2 separate regions of the Homo sapiens genome follow, and region 1 is linked to region 2. A link is an interaction called in ENCODE POLR2A ChIA-PET data of the cell type or tissue named here. Cell type or tissue: Caco-2. All regions are shown on one strand. Links, peaks and the distances in the headings refer to the core of each region. The heading gives the core; the rest is flanking DNA.

What was found. ChIA-PET counts read pairs that join two places held together with the same protein. Peaks named below come from ENCODE experiments on the same cell type or tissue, not always from the same donor. Only the 100,000 strongest peaks of a DNase experiment are listed, where the experiment ranks them.
Region 1: POLR2A ChIA-PET joins it to region 2 with 11 read pairs; 11 of 35 experiments call an interaction of 5 or more read pairs at or near these places.

What each region holds. Positions count from the first base shown.
Region 1 is chr1:151,546,185-151,549,096 of GRCh38, reverse strand. The region is part of intron 1 of TUFT1 (tuftelin 1); the gene reads right to left. Among named protein-coding and RNA genes, the nearest start is that of MIR554, 1.8 kb to the right of the region's middle. RefSeq lists an enhancer at 1,651-2,169. In Caco-2, for the core only: no CTCF peak of the experiment used is centred there; a DNase peak (open chromatin) is centred at 1,776.
Region 2 is chr1:151,493,143-151,496,054 of GRCh38, reverse strand. No RefSeq gene overlaps it. Among named protein-coding and RNA genes, the nearest start is that of CGN, 17 kb to the left of the region's middle. In Caco-2, for the core only: no CTCF peak of the experiment used is centred there; a DNase peak (open chromatin) is centred at 1,194.

The sequences.
Region 1 (2,912 bases), core at 322-2,821, 53 kb before region 2:
GGAGAAGCCCAGCTACCTCCAAATTATAGGCAGCCTCACCACTCTGTTCAAACAAATCTCCAACCCTGACTCACTCCTCAAAGCAGGGAGGGGGTAAACACATAGCTGAGGGGTTAGAGATCAAGACGCCACAGCAGAGATAAGGAGATAAACAGGGAGGCCCCAGGGAAATAAGGAGAGAGGTGCAGAGTTCTCACACCACAGGCTCATGTGAATAGGGAAAAGCCTGCGTTCCCCCAGCTCTCACTCCCCAGGTTTTACAGGGGTCACTAGGACTGGGTAGGAGTCAAGTGTAAGGTTCTTTCTAAGAGGAAGTAAAGGAAGTGGAGATTGCCCCTGAGCTGGAAACCAGCAACCTTAATTCATCTTCACCCTGTATCCCACTCTTCCCTCACTTTGCCCCTCAATCCCACCCACTTTCCCACCCCAAGTGTACATGGCCTCTCAAGCTGCTGGAGGAGCAGTCACTTCAGTTTCCCCACTTTGAAAAATGGGAGGCTGGGCACGGAGGCTCAAGCCTGTAATCCCAGCACTTTGGGAGGCCAAGGCAGGCGAATCACGAGGTTAAGAGATTGAGATCATCCTGGCCAACAGGATGAAACCCCATCTCTACTAAAAATACAAAAATTAGCTGGGCGTGGTGGCGCACGCCTGTAGCTCCAGCTACTTGGGAGGCTGAGGCAGGAGAATCACTTGAACCTGGGAGGTGGAGGCTGCAGTGAGCCAAGATTGGGCCACTGTACTCCAGCCTGGTGACAGAGCAAGACTCCGTCTCAAAAAAAAAAAAAAAAGAAAAGAAAAAGAAAAAAGAAAAGTAGGAATAGCCAGCCCCTTGTAACAATGGCACCCAAGTGATCAGGATGAAGGAAGTCCCATAAACTCAAAGAACAGAGCCGGATGGGATAGGTGGGTACCTACCCTCTCTACCCTCTCCTTGAGTGAGGCTCGCACCCGACTCAGCTCATCAGTCTCAGGTACATGGTCCTGCCTTCTGCAGTGCTGCCTAGGCCAGAGATGGCCCTTTGTGGAGTATGACACAAAGAATCACTCCCTTTCTTCCTCCCCAGATTAGCCAACAAAACAGGTGTTTGATTTTTATGTGGCTGCCTACCCAGAGGCATGGGCTGGACAGGCACTATGTAGAGGGCTCACCAGGGTTACTGTGAGGTGAAATGAGAAAAAGGATTTGAGGTGGCACCCTACATGGGGCAGCCTTTCTCATTACTTGGAGCCCTAACAAAGGAAAACACTAGGGCCTAGCAGTGACAGTGTGTCTGTAGAGGGAAGTGAGCTCCTGAACCAACTCTGAAGGAGACACCCACTTGCTAAGCCAGTCTCACTCTAGGACACCTGCCTAGCGACCAGCAAACCTGGAATGAAAGGGCAAGTTCCTCAGTGCCCCCTCTGCATCAAAGGGAGTGGCTCTGCCCTCTCTAGTCTCTGACTACCTGCTTAGTGATTTTTGCTTCTGTGCTCCCAGACCCAAGAAAACCACGTCTCTTTTCTTCCTTCATCGACTCATCCCCTTCTTACCCTATATTGTCTCCTCCACTTCCTGCCTCTGCTGGCCAGGCTTAAATCTGGGCCACCAGCCTTCCTGGCACATACCTATTTCCGCAACTGAACCTTCCCAACCCCTAGAAAACAAAGGTATTTCACAAGCCTCTGCACCTTGACCCAAAGAGGCATGCACCATAATTACTAGCAGGCAAGGAAGCTCATCCCACCTCTCTGAGCACACGTGTCTGGAACTGAAACCATCTGGGTGCACGCCCCCCTCCACCCTGGAGAACTATGGGCAAATGTTAGTGCCAAATGCCTGATGATGAGGTAACTCTCCTCGCTCAGAGGAGATCCCTCCTTCTCTGGCAAAGCCCAGCATTCCCCAAATTCCTGGCAGCCTTGGTGACATCAGAAAAATGCAGTGCTCCTGAAAGTAAGAACCTGGCAATAAATGGGAGAGATGGGATGGTGTGAGGAGAAATTTATGGGCTGAGTTTAGGACAAGTTTCATGAGTAGAAGGAACAGGCAGCCACCAAACTTGAAAGGCTCCTCTGCCCAGCAGTTTTTCCCCACACTCAGATGTCACAGAACCAGGACTTCCACATTTTAGAATACATTCAGTCCTCTGGAGTAAGCAGCAATGGCTACAGATGAATCCTCCTTTAAAATGCAAATATTCTGACCCAGCAATCCCACTCCTAGGTATTCCTCTCCAAGAGAAATGAAAATATATTTCCACACAAAAACTTGTACACCAAAGTTCGTAGCAGCATTATAAATGATAGCCAAAAAGTAGAAAGAACCCAAATGTCCACCAACATTTATCCATGACGAACACAGTTGTAATACATCTAAATAATGGAATATTATTCAGCCATAAAAAGGAATGAAGTACTGATTCACATTACAACATGGATGAACCTTGAAAACATCATTCTAATAAAAGATGCCAGTCACAAAGGATCACATACCGATGATTACATTTATATTAAATATCCACAATAGGTAAATCCATAGAGAAAAAAAGTAGACTGGTGGCTGCCTAGGGCTGAGAGAGATTGGGGGGAAATGGGGAGTGACTGCTAATGGGTCAGGATTTCTTTATAAGGTAAGGAAATGTTCTAAAATTGATTTATTGATGATTGCACAACTCTGTGAATGTACTAAAAACCACTGAGTTACATACTTTAAATGGGGTATATGAATTATATCTCAATAAAGCTGTTCATAAAAAATTATATGAAGCTCATGGTAAGGCTTCAATAAATCACAATTCTAATTTAAAAAATAAAAGAGAGTGAGGCTCTGGAAAGACTTGGCATTAAACTACTTGAGCTTCTGAGGTCCTAAAGGAATGTCACCTATTCCACAGTAAAGACAAGTCTTCAGATTGCAGCTGATAAAAAAA
Region 2 (2,912 bases), core at 96-2,595:
GTGTGTCAGGTAACGTTTGTATTAGTTTCTATGGCTGCTATAACAAAGTACCACAAATTTAGTGGCTTAAAAAACACAAATTTATGCCTGAGTGCAGTGGCTCATGCATGTAATCCCAGAACTTGGGAGGTCAAGGTGCAGGGATTGCTTAAGGTCAGGAGTTTAAGACCATTCTGGGCAACGTAGTGAGACCCCATCTCTACAAAAAGTACAAAAAGTAGCCGGGCATGGTGGCATGTGCCTGTATCATTTTAGAATAAGGGAGTTGAGAGACTTGATAGATTTGTGTCTCTCAAGTTTTGTAGCACATCAGGGGGACTAAGAAATAGAAGCCTCGGGCCAGCAGAGTGGCAGAACAACTGGCTTCCCTAGGAGAAAGTTGTCTTTCTCTCTATAGGAGAGGGAGGATTTCCTGTAGATTGAAGCGGAGAAGGAAAGGCTGGTCTCAAGGAGAAAGTCAACTAGATAAACAAAGAATTACAAAAAGCTTACAAAAGAATGCAACATTCTCACTCCAGCTAAGCAAAGACTTTTTCCTCATTTCTCCCCTCAGGAGTGGGAGAGGCTAGTTTATTCTGGTGTGTGGCTAGAAATTCTACAATGACACTCTTTGTATCTAGTCTCCCTAGGCTGTCCTTTGTTTTCCCCAAAATGATTATTCAGTTTTTTTTTTTCTAGAAATGACTTTCTCTTTGACTGCAAAGATGAATTAGATAAATTTATATGTGCAAGTTAATAAATTAAGTATCCAAACTCTGTGATTATAAAAAGTTTACATATAAGATTTTTCCTTTTCATAAACAGCCCTACTGAGGTGTAACTGACAAACAGTAAACTGCACAAATGTAAAGTGTGCAATTTGATAGTTCTGACATATGTATGCATCCATGAAATTTTTACCACAATCAAGATAATGAGCATATCCATCTACCAGAAACTGGGTGTTGGAGAGTGGGGGTGGATATGTTCTCCTTAGGTTTTGACCTCTTATTACCAGCTCACAAATTTGTACTCTGAGTAATGAGACAAGATGAGTCATTCATAAAAAATTTTTTCTACAGAAGTGGGCAGAAAAAAAAAAAAACTTCCCACCCACTTGGCAGGTGATCAGTAGCTCATTAACCTAAATCATGTCACCACACTGTCACTCTTTCTTCATTGTATACAGGCTGGAATGCAAACGGCTGGGAAAAGCACCCAGCTGGTGTCCCAGGCCAGCTCTTGGCTGCCTATATGGAAGCAGGAGGGGATTTCTGACCTCAGTCCCCTAACAGGCCTGCCCTCCAATAGTCTAAACTCACTGGGTACCATAGCATTCAGCCCAGAGCTAGCAGGCCTAAGTCTCTTCCTTACCTCTAGCTCATAAATCTTCCTCATGGTCTAAAAGAAAGAGATACTTATCCCTAATTCTATTTTTTAAAAATATATTTGCCAGATGTGGTGGCTTATGCCTGTAATCCCAGCACTTTGGGAGGCTGAGGCAGGTGGATCACTTGAGGTCAGGAGTTCGAGACCAGCCTGGCCAACATGGCAAAACCCTGTATACTAAAACTACAAAAATTAGCTGGACATGGTGGCGTGCACCTGTAATCCCAGCTACTCAGGAGGCTGAGGTGGGAGAATCACCTGAACTCGGAGGCAGAGGTTGCAGTGAGCCAAGATCGTGCCACTGCACAACAGAGTGAGACTCTATTTCAAAAAAAAGAAAATTATATAGATAAAAAATGTTTTTAGTTTTTTTGTTTTTTTTTTGGTACAGATGGGGGCTCATTATGTTGCTCAGGCTGATCCCGAACTCCTGGCCTTAAGTGATCTTCCCACCTCGGCCTCCCAAAGTGCTAGGATTACAGGTATGAGCCACCACACCCAGTGTATCCTTATTCTACAGCCAGCCTCTCTTCCTAGTGTCTAGACTTAATTCCTGAGCTCTATTATTCAGCAATATTTATCGAACACCTACCAGGTACCAGGCACTGTTCTAGGCTCTTGGAATATAGCAGAAGTCAACAATAGGCAGCAATCCCTGCCTTCATGAGCTTACTTCCTACTGAGTGAGGAAACTAAAGGCCAACATCTTAATTCCACCTTCTGGAAGTAACATCTGAGTTACCTTCTGCCCTCAAAAAGGTGTAGAGAAGAATCTTATCCTTATCCTAACCCTTTTGCAACTTGTAACTTGTAGCTGCTCTGCTTTTTTTTTTTTTTTTTTTTTTTTTTTTTGAGACAGAGTCTTGCTCCGTCGCCCAGGCTGGAGTGCAGTGGCGCAATCTTGGCCCACCTCCTGGGTTCAAGAGATTCTCCTACCTCAGCCTCCCAAGTAGCTGGGACTACAGGTGTGTGCCATCACACCCGGCTAACTTTTGTATTTTTGGTAGAGATGATGTTTCATCATGTTGTCCAGGCTGGTCTTGAACTCCTGACCTCAGGAGATCTGCCCGCCTCAGCCTCCCAAAGTGCCGGAATTACAGGTGTGAGTCACCGCACCTGGCCATATTTCTTTCCTTTCTATTCACCATCTTCAAGCAGTTTATATGCAGTAATTCCAAGTTCCCTTGTCCCTCACCTGCAGTTGAGCTTGGAAACTGAAGGCTTTTCTGAGTCCTCCTTCTACCGGATGTCTCTTGTGCTTCTGCTCCCTATTTTTTCACACTCTTTTCTCCTTGGATTTCTATACCACTGCTCTATTATTTTCTACAGCTCTAGCCCTCCCCTGTCCCTGTGGGTACTTTTTTCCTTTCTCAGCTATTCCCCATAGCTGTGAAAAAGCTCTTTCCTTTCCTCTGCCCTCCACTCTTCCCCTTCAGTGGCTCATTCACTCTCATGCTTTCTCCTGCCACCTCCAAAAGCAGACAACTTTCAAATCTCCATTTTAAACACCGACCTCTCATCCATGTACTGAATCAGTATTTAAC